Regions from separate parts of the Homo sapiens genome. Here region 2 is linked to region 1. Evidence: chromatin loops called from intact Hi-C (ENCODE). Cell type or tissue: OCI-LY7. All regions are shown on one strand. Links, peaks and the distances in the headings refer to the core of each region. The heading gives the core; the rest is flanking DNA. Region 1 has its middle 15 kb from the start of SNORA63E. Region 2 overlaps MAP6D1 (MAP6 domain containing 1).

Region 1 (5,374 bases), core at 106-5,105:
TCCTTTAGAATTTGATAACACTCTATAATCTCTGTGTTATCAGTTTCCCGAGTGAAGATTCAGGGCTCATCTTTGCCTGTTTGTTCACTTGGCATTTCCCTGCTTTTATTTTTTCATGCTATTGAACAGAAATCTACACCCATGTTTAACTTGTGAGGAAAGATATAACAGTTTATATCTTTCAGCAATAGGTGGGGATCTTGTTGAATTTAGACAGTAGGTCTTACGTTGCCAGCAGTGAGAGAGAATAAAATAATTCAGATTTTCCCTCTGTCCCATACCTATGCTCAGTTGGAATTTAAAGTCTTTGAACTAATGTTAAATCAAGAACTAATTCTAATACAAATGCTCTGTGCGTGTGTGTGTGTGTGTGTGTGTGTGTGTCTAGAGGGACAATAGCTCCAAATGGCCCCTAATCTTTGCCCATGACTTGAGGTAAAGTTTCCTGGCTCAAGTCACAGCCACCAAACACTCCAAGACAGCTACTGAGTAGAATTTTATATTTTCTGTTCAAACAAATTGGAAGCTCTCAAATTGAATTAACAAATGATACAAAAACTGAGAGAAAATATCATTTTCTACACTTAAAATGTGGGTTATAAGTGCAAACTTTAGGTTGTTCCCTTCTTACTTAGGTGGACAGGATAAATCACTACTACTAAATGGTAACCATTTATGCTTCCCAGTGTCATTTACTACAATGGATTTACTAAGAAAAATCTGTGAAGTTGAAATTACAAGCTTTTCAGTAAATACTGAGTGATTTGTGATTTTTAAAAACATGTCAGTATGGCTCTTGGACTAGTTTTAGCAGGAGCATATTTGTTTAAAAAGGAATAGATCACAACAAACTAAAGAAAAAAATAATTAAAATGTAGAAATTGATGTAACAGAGAATTTACAGGTAGTTTTATCTTTCTTTTCTTTTTCTTTTTTTTTTGAGGTGGAGTCTCACTCTGTTGCCTAGGCTAGAGTGCAGTAGTGTGATCTCGGCTCACTGCAACCTCCGCCTCCCAGGTTCAAGCAATCCTCCTGCCTCAGCCTCCTGAGTGGCTGGGATTACAGGCACCCTCCACCATGCCCAGCTAATTTTTAGTAGAGGCAGTGTTTTGCCACGTTGGCCAAGCTGGTCTTGAACTCCTGACCTCAGGTGATATGACCATGACTTTTAAGCCTGATTCAGTTTCATCTTTAATACTGATGTGACTCATGGAGCATTCTGAATATCAGATTGATTTTTAATTAGAACGCCAGTCCCATTTCCTAATTCATATGAGCCTGTTCAGACTAGAACAAGAGACCTAAAATTTGAGTGTATTTTCCATAAAGAAGACAGAGAAGGCTGGGTGCGGTGACTCACACCTGTAATCCCAGCACTTTGGGGGGCCAAGGCGGGCAGATCACAAGGTTAGGAGTTTGAGACCAGCCTGGCCAATATGGTGAAACCTCATCTCTGCTAAAAATATAAAAATTAGCCAGTCATGGTGGCAGGTGCCTGTAGTCCCAGCTACTCAGGAGGCTGAGGCAGGAGAATCACTTGAACCCAGGAAGTGGAGGGTGCAGTGAGCCAAGATTGCACCACTGCACTCCAGCCTGGGTGACAGAGCGAGAATCCATCTCCAAAAAAAAAAAAAAAAGAAGACAGAAACATTCAGAAGAGCAGGTTTCATTATTTCCTCAACAAAGAGAGAAAACTGGAATCAGAATGGAATGATTAAATGAATTAATTTTTTTCTGATAGTCATAGAATATCCCCTGATTACAGTACACTAGTTTTTCTTTTGAATAGTGTTACCTACTTACATGAACTTTGGGGGTTATTTATTTATTTATTTATTTGAGACGGAGTCTTGCTCTGTCACCCAGGCTGGAGCATAGTGGTGTGATCTTAGCTCAGTGCAACCTCTGCCTCCCGGGTTCAAGTGATTCTCCTGCCTCAGCCTCCCGAGTAGCTGGCATTACAGGCGCCCGCCACCACGCTTGGCTAATTTTTGTATTTTTAGTAGAGATGGGGTTTCACCATGGGGTTTATTTTTGTTTTGGCAATGATCAAGCGTTAGGATCACTTTACAGTTGGATAGAACTTTGGATCCCCCTATTGGTGTTCTCTTCAAATTGCAGGTTTCCACTAAATGGTTCACGGAATTGTGAGTCACCAACAGAATTGAAAAAACGAAGCAGGAAAATATGTATCACCTATAGCAAGAGTAAATATTGTTTGGTGCAACTTTGTTTCGGTTATATATCTATGAATGCACAATCAAGAGCACCTTTAAGTCAGAAACCTTCAGTATCCAGGAAGCTACAGTAAGCAGGTGGAGACCAGGGTGTGCCCAGTGAGGCCACAGGGTTCCCAGGAAACCCTTCCCAGTACATGAACAGTCCCAATTTTAAGCAACGGGCGTGGAAAGTTGGGGAAAATGTATAAATCCATATGGCAGCCCCTCCCCCATAGGCCTGAAAGCAACACTGGTTTTTTTTGTTTGTTTTGTTTTGTTTTGTTTTTGAGACAGAGTTTCACTCTCGTTCCCCAGGCTGGAGTGCAATGGTACGATCTTGGCTCACTGCAACCTCTGCCTCCTGGGTTCAAGCGATTCTCCTGCCTCAGCCTCCCAAGTAGCTGGAATTACAGGCATGTGCCACCATGCCCGGCTAATTGTTTTGTATTTTTAGTAGAGACTGGGTTTCGCCATGTTGGCCAGGCTGGTTTCAAACTCCTGACCTCAGATGATCCACCCGCCTTGGACTCCCAAAGTGCTAGGATTACAGGCGTGAGCCACCGTGCCTGGCCGCAACACTGTTTTTAGTGGTGAATAGATACAGCATAGATTAACTGCTTTCCAGAGTTGCTATGGTCTTTTTTTCCCTCCTGGTTATTGATGTCGGCCATTAGGGTTGGCAGTTTACAATAATTGATTTGTGCATTACTCTAAGTAATTTGAGCATTACTCTGAGTGATGCCATCCATGTGTGCATTACTCTAAGTGATGCAACTTAAACTCATGACCTAAGTGCATGATAAGTGTGAGTGTCAACAGCTCATCTTTGATTTGGCCTGTGGATTCTCTATTGTGTTTAGTATTGAGATAGTGCTAGTTTAATTTTAACACAGTGAGTAATGTGATCATATTTTCTAAGAGTTCAGGAAATGAAACTGAGAAGGATTACAATACCAAAGCTAGCATGATATAAACATCATCATAAAAGAAAGTTAAATGACTGTTATTTTAATGATGGATGGAAGGACTGTTTTCTACACTGTATCAAGCAGTACATCAAATTGCAGCAGCAACAACAACAAAATAAGGATAAGGAAGGTAAATAAACAAGACAGTACATTCTGCACACTAGACAGAAAAGCATTTGGGATTAAGAGCGGTGAAGAAGGGGATGGGAAAGCATATATGAAGACTGAATCTCACATGTCTGAGCTCAGACAGGCAAGTCCTTCTAAATCAATCAAAAATTTCATCCCCTCCCAAAGACACTTACCAGTTGAAAATAGCAGCTGCTAAATAAGTTTGGGCAGAACACGTGAATGACCATATATTATCATTTCTTTGATTGCTTTGTGAGACCCAATAAAATCACATTCAGATGACTGATTCAGGTTCCAACTAAAATCTCCCAAGGGTGAGCAAAAGGGATTTTTTTTTTTTGACAGGGTTTTGCTCTGTTACCAGGCTAGAGTGCACTGGCATGATCATAGCTCATCACAGCCTCCATCCTGGGTTCAAGTGATCCTCCTGCCTTAGCCTCCCCAGTCGCTAGGACTATAGGTATGTGCCTCCATACTTGGCTCATTTTAAAATTTTTAGTAGTGATTCATCACTTGCTATGTTGCCCCGGCTAATCTTGAACTCCTGGCCTTAAGCGATTCTTCTGCCTTGGCCTTCCAAAGTGGTGGACTTACAGGCATGAGTTACCACACCCAGGCCAGAGGAAAATTTTGATAATGGATATATTGGCCCCTTACAGTGGAGAACTGCCATCTGTCAGATATTACTACAGGGGTTTTCTACACTGTATCAAGCAGTATATCAAATTGCAGCAGCAACAAAAAAATGTTCTCCCTCGTTTGTAGGTACTTGGTTTGAAAAATGCAGTTTGAAATTATCTTCTTTATTTCTGTGAAAATTTTCATAAAATGGGAGAAAACAAAAATTGTTGCTATCTTATCCAAATAAATACCAACTGGACTTTGACTGTCTCTGCATATATTTGGCAGATAGTACATATAATTTTGGCAAACTCGATTCTGTTTATGAACTTCTTAACAGAATGCAAAGATCTTACCTGCGAAAAATCCTGCATATCCTGTATACATAACACTGTTAAAAAGGGGTGTGATTTGGGAGGCCGAGGCAGGTGGATCATGAGGTCAAGCGATCGAGACCATCCTGGCCAACATGGTGAAACCCTGTCTCTACTAAAATTACAGAAATTAGCTCGGTGTGGTGGTGCATGCCTGTAGTTCCAGCTACTCGGGAGGCTGAGGCAGGAGAATTGCTTGAACCTGGGAGGCGGAGGTTGCAGTGAGCCGAGATCGCGCCACTGCACTCCAGCCTGGCAACAGAGTGAGACTGTCAAAAAAAAAAAAAAAAAAAAAAAAGGGTGGGGTGTGTGATTTGCTTACCGTGATACTGAGGGTTTTCACAATGAAAGTTTTGGTCATTTTTCAATGTTCTCAAAATGTGCAGAATCACTTAATGAAATTCTGACATTATAAAAATGGAAGGAGATGGCTTCCTTAGATTGTGCCTACAAGACAGCTATCATTGTTGCCAGCCATATGTTAACAGAAGCAAAGGACCTGACTGACAAACAGCTGATCAGTCAAAACAAGCCTGTGGCTGCAAAGCGAGTGGGCACCCTTGGAGAGCTGGAAACAAATTCCTGCAAGTCTGAAAACCTGCTCTTGCTCCTAAGTAAATCCCAAGTATTCCATGCTCAAATACTTTTGTTGAGAGGATACTGAGCTTGATGTCCTCATGGACTGGCACCGGGAATCAGTGTAATGGGGGTTGTATAAGAGCAGCGCAGCAAGGCAAAGTGAATTTTTACACTAGAATGTGTTCAGTTTTATTACTATATAAAAGACAAGACAGATGCCCTAAACTGGCTGCAGGTAGTTAGAGAATATTATTGGAAAAGGAAACAGAAAAAGTATTCTGTATTATGGGACCAAAAAATATGTTATTTTAAATTAAATGTAGGTCATAAACTGTTTATTCCAAATGTATTCATGTTCTGTTTTAAAGTGTTCATTTTAAGAATACGTAATAATAGTCTGCCAAATTTAATTATGCAACAAAGAGAATTAAAATAAATTGCTATATCAGAGAATAGAAACATTATAAAATATTGTTATATT
Region 2 (5,374 bases), core at 147-5,146, 350 kb before region 1:
AAAATTACCTGACGGGGCCCCGGCCTAGCTCTCCTCCTGGCACCCCAGTGCTGGCCATGGACACAGCCATTCCCTGCCCACGCAGCCTGCCCAGTGGTGCCCCAGCTTTGCAGCTGCCAAGGAGAAAGGCAGCTTTGTTGACCTCAGGGCCTGAAGCCCAACCCCGGCAGTGTCCAGCCTGGGCAGGAGCAACTCCGCACACGTGGGTGCCAGGCCCAGCTAGCTGGACACTTCCACCTTGGCCAGGTGCTCCTGGGACACAGGGACTTCTGCCTTCTGAGCTCCCCATCTTGCAGAGGAGTGGGTAGAATTAAAGGAGGTCCCTTTTGTTCAGAGAAATGGAAGCACTGTCTTTTCATGGAGAAAGCTGCTCCCGGTACATGGAGCTAGCGGTGCCAGCCTCATCCTCTCCCTCCAGGGCCCGCCTTCCCCCATCACACCACCCTCCCCGCCACAGGCTCAGCAACAGCGCATGATCCACTCCCTCCACCATGCACAGAGCTGTGCAAAGGCCAGGCCACCTTGGAGTCTTTTGAGATGGTCACTGCGATCCATTCTTCTGCATGAGTTAATGAGACAAAGTATAAAAAACTAAAAGTTCTGAGCCTTATTTTTCTTTTCAGTCTTAAGCGGGTCTGGCAAGCCAGGGCTGTGCCCGGTGCTGAGGGCATTTCCTCTTCAGGCATAAGCAGTCACCATGACCTGGGTCTCTTGAAGCAGCCTGGCTCTGGAGGGGCAGGTGTGGGAGAATCGCAGGGGGTGCAGGTATAGCACCGGGGCTGCTCGTCTCCAAGACCCAGCAGTGCCAGGTGCTGTTGCGTTCTGAATGAGACCCAGGTGCTAACTGAGCTCTGCCCTGACCCTGCCGCTCGCCTGCAGTGTGAGAATAAGCTTCCTCTCCTACTTCCTTAGGGACCGGGGTGAGCCCAGATTTCCCAGTGGATCGCTGAGGTGAGGGGCCAGGCAGCCACACACCTTTCTCCTGGAGCTGGGCCTGCACGGGAGTGCACTTGCCTTGCCAGTTCTGTCTTTGGGAAGATGATGAGGACTGCCTGGAGCCGAGGGTTTCAGCAATTGGCAGGGCCGTGCATGGGGCAGAGCAGCAGCCCCTGGGGAGTCGGTAAAGGGGTGGCTGACCCTGTGCAAGCTTGTGACCGTGTTCTCTGTTCCAGACAGGAATTCCAGGCTTGGACTGGAGTGAAGCCCTCAAGATCCACAAAGACAAAACCAGCCCGAGTCATCACAACCCACACTTCGGGATGGGACAGCAGCCCTGGGGCCGGCTTCCAGGTCAGCCGGAAGCTGGTGTAGCAGGGGTGTGGGTATAGAGGCCTCTTTCCCCGGGTAGGGATTAGGAGCCAGATTTTCATGGTGTAAAATGCAATTATGACCAGGGACAGCAGTGCCAACCAGATGTCCCGAACAAAAACCCAAGGTACTTCCTCATCAGTAGCCAGCTGGGTGGCCCTCTAGCGTTGGCCTCTCTGGTGAGCAGGGTCTCTCTGCCTCCTAAATCCCCATCTTACCCTTGGCCACTGAACGCTAGTGACTGGCCTGAGTACCACAGCATTTGTGTAAGAGGAAAGAGACGATGGAAGGGAGTGGGGGCATCTCAGCTCCGATTCCCAAGTGGTTCAGGGAGCAGAATGGAAGGTCCGTGTACCACTCAGCTGCTAATGCAGTGACGCCTATGGCTCACGGTGGGCAAGTCCCCTCTGACCCTTCAGGTCTCAACTCCTGGAGGATGCAGAGGATGGGAGGGGATTTTTTCCTGGAGCTGGGTAGTGGGGAAGAGTAGGGAGTTAAGGAAAAGTCCCACTGATATGTGGCCACACTTCATTTTTCAGGTCCCAGAGGTGAGGAAGAAGTTCACTCCTAACCCCTCCGCCATCTTTCAGGCCTCAGCTCCCCGGATTCTCAACGTGTGACTGCCTGCACCGTGACACCATGGCTGCCGACAGGACAGGGCTGGGGAGCGGCCTCAGGACCCACTGCCGCGGGGCTGGGCGAGAGCATGGCATGGGCCCCTGCGGGAGGGCACAGCCCCTCTCAAAGCTGTCACCAGGGCCAAAGTGCTGGTGTGGAGCAGATGCACCGATGGACTTGGCACACCCAGCTCAGCCTCAAGCATCCTCTTGAGAAGCCTGTGGAAGGCTCCTGCGTTCGTTAACTGCCATCTGGCCGTCTCTCAGTTTTGAAATCTCTGAGGAGCCTGAGGATCAAGTCAGTTGGGAACCGAATTGGTCCATGGAAGCTGAGGAATGTGGACACATCCGGCCCTTGAAAGAACCAGTTATGTCCACTTTTGGTGGATTTCCCAGGATGCGTGAGCACTTGATTAATTTCATAACCTACAGTGAGACCCTTGGCTCTTCCTACAAATGGCCCCTGCAGTTGAAGCTGTTGGAATCTTGGGCCGTCACCTGCATGACTCATGGTGATGCTGAGTATCCAGGAGGAAATTTCCAGAAGAAACAGACCGTCAGTCACGGGCTTCCACTTCACAGACCTCCTTATGGCCAAGATGAGCCTCATGTTTTAACAAAACAGTTCTTGGGATTGAATGACTCACATTTACCTTGTGCTAGGTTCTAAAGATTGAATCCACATTTTGTTACTAATGATTTTCCCGCTAACATAAGGATGATGAGCAGGGCACTATCATACACACTGGCTGAGAACTGGAACTGTTTTTGGGAAGGTGGCATTTGTCTCATTCCCTGAAATACCTTAAAATGTCCTCTACACCAACCCTTCCGTCTACCCTGCTCACATGTACAGTGACGGGGAACTCACCACCTTTTGAAGAGGCAGTTCATTTTCTTTGCAAAGCTCTCTCCTAACTTCCTCCGTAAATTCCAGCCAGCATGGCCACATGGGTCACGCCTGGTGCCTTCACACGTTTGAGGGGTCTTCGTCTCTTTTTAAAGCTTAGAGGTACAAGCTCAGGACAGTCTTCAGTAAGGAAATTTGTGGATTTCCCTTTGGATCTTTCTTCCTCTCCAGCCCACAAGTGGCTCTAGTGAGACGAGCATTTAAGCTGCAGGTGGTGGCACTCGGGTCTCAGAGCCACCAGACGTGCAGGTGGGACAGTGGTTCCAGCTCCGACTGCCTGTCAGCGTCCCTCCCAGGTGCTAGCCCTGGCAGGCACAGCCCTCCCCTCATGCCAGCAAAGGAAATGCTCTTGATGAGAGGCTCGCTTTAAAGAAGCCCAAAGCGTGTGCTTATCCAAGGGGTTCAGCTATTCCTGACTTCACGGCTTGCATGTTTGATTTTTCTAAGAGAAAAGAGGCTGCCTGCTGGGTGTCTGTGGAAATGAGATTAAAAACTGTACAATCTCAGATTTTACTAAAATGCAAAAATGTAGTTTCAGTTTCTTAAATTATAAGCACGAGTCTTCTCACGCTTGTTTTCTCCAGTCTCTTGGTGCTAAGGACTTCAGTGTGGTGCAGCTGCCGCCACACCTCAGAGGCCTGTTGATGCTGAGCACTTCTTGCTGTGGGGTGCAGAGCACATGTGGTAGGTGCAGCCCACAGAACCCACCCGTCCCCTACCCTCACCCAGGCGCCTCTCTCTGAAGCTCCTCAGGCTCTAATCCCAGCTTCACTTGCTACCTGTGAGCAACTGGGGTTCCGTTTCTTCACTGAGAAGTGACGACGCTACCAGCTACACCTTGTGGCTTGCCAAGAGCATCCGTGTTTATGGGTGGGGTGCTCAGTACAGGAAATAACTGAGGCACAGGTGTTAGGATTATTCTTTCCTGCCTTAGTCCCCCCTCCTCACTTTCCCTGGGAGCCAGCTGTGTTCCCACCTGCAGCTCCCAGCATCCTCTAGCTTGATGCCGTGTGCTCCCAGCCCCTCACCCCCCCTGGCCAACGTCACCCTGCACAGCGCCCAGATGCTTGTTTGTTCTTTTCCTATAATGGGCTGGTCAGCTCTGCTGCAGCTCAGCCAGGACCAACCGGGCCTGCCCCTTCCTGGCAGTGCTGGTGGGGCAGCCGCAGTGGAGGCCTCACCACACCAGACAGGCCTGACTGCAAGACAAACAAACAGATGGTCAAGAGCCTCTGCAATGCACAGCAGACAGCTTTTCACAGACACCAACTCCAGTGTTGCTCTGAGGGTGCATCATCATCGAGGCAGGGTCTTGCTTTGTCACCCAGTGGTGTGAACACTGCTCACTGCATCCTCAACCTCCTGGGCTCAAGTGATCCTCCCGCCTCAGCCTCTCGAGTAGTTGGGACCACAGGGGCATGCCACCATGCCTGGCTTTTTTTTTTTTGGCTGTCACCCAGGCTGGAGTGCAGTGGTGCAATCTCGGCTCACTGCAACCTCTGCCTCCCACGTTCAAGCGATATTCTCCCACCTCAGCCTCCCGAGTAGCTGGGATTACAGGCGCCCACCACCATGCCCAGCTAATTTTTGTAGAGACGGGGCGTCATGTTGGCTGGGCTGGTCTCGAACTCCTGACCTCAGATGATCCTCCCATCTCAGCCTCCCAAAGTGCTGGGATTACAGGCGTTGAGCTATCACACCCGGCCATTTTTTATTTATTTTTGTACATTTTGTAGAAACAGGGTCTCCCTATGGTTGCCCAGGCTGGTCCTGAACTCCTGGGCTCAAGCAATCCTCCTGCCTCAGCCTCCACAAAGCACTGGGATTGCAGGTGTAAGCCACTGCACCCAGCCTGGCCTCTTTATGAGGAGATGTGGGTTATGCTGAAACTCCTTCCCACTCACTTAGGTCTAAATAATCAGGCCTAACATGTTCAGCAAGTGACCCAAGAAGCAACTGAGACAGACAAGTCTCAACCATGTGGTCCCAACTCATAGCTATCTATCAATCATCTCTCACACACATACATAATACGCATATAAGACTGAAAGAAAGGCACTGAGAGATGTTAGCAGTGATTATCTTTCAGAGGAGGAATTATGAGTAGTTTTTCAAACACATTTTTTATGCTTGCTAAAGTTTCTGTAAACATTTTTATAATAATTCTGTAAAGAAAAAGTTCTTAAAAATAAAAAGCAAGCCAGGCATGGTGGCTCATGTCTGTAATCCCAGCACTTTGGAAGGCCAAGGCAGGTGGATCACTTGAGGTCAGGAGTTTGAGACCAGCCTGGTCAACATGGTGAAACCCTATCTCTACTAAAAATACAAAAATTAGCCAGACGTGCTCACTTGAACCCAGGAGGCGGAGGTTGCAGTGAGCTGAGATCGTGCCACTGCACTCCAACCTGGGCGAGAGAGCAGACTCTTTTTTTTTTTTTTTTTTTTGAGACAATGGAGTCTTGTTCTTGTCACCCAGGCTGGATGGAGTGCAATGGCACGATCTCGGCTCACTGCAACCTCCGCCTCCCAGGTTCAAGCG

Evidence for each region. Hi-C counts contacts between places; a loop is a spot of excess contacts. Peaks named below come from ENCODE experiments on the same cell type or tissue, not always from the same donor. Only the 100,000 strongest peaks of a DNase experiment are listed, where the experiment ranks them.
Region 2: a loop joins it to region 1, with 3 times the contacts of the local background. A loop is called at or near these places in 2 of 110 quality-filtered maps.

Annotation. Positions count from the first base shown.
Region 1 is chr3:183,466,245-183,471,618 of GRCh38, reverse strand. No RefSeq gene overlaps it. Among named protein-coding and RNA genes, the nearest start is that of SNORA63E, 15 kb to the right of the region's middle. In OCI-LY7, for the core only: a CTCF peak has its summit at 2,098; a DNase peak (open chromatin) is centred at 2,088; H3K4me3 peaks cover 678 bases.
Region 2 is chr3:183,813,910-183,819,283 of GRCh38, reverse strand. It overlaps MAP6D1 (MAP6 domain containing 1), which reads left to right. Exons shown (of 3, transcript NM_024871.4): 2 at 1,173-1,290; 3 at 1,848-3,362. The coding sequence ends at 1,928. Among named protein-coding and RNA genes, the nearest start is that of YEATS2-AS1, 6.1 kb to the right of the region's middle. RefSeq lists an enhancer at 1,052-1,663. In OCI-LY7, for the core only: no CTCF peak of the experiment used is centred there; DNase peaks (open chromatin) are centred at 3,113 and 3,453; H3K4me3 peaks cover 628 bases; H3K27ac peaks cover 1,594 bases.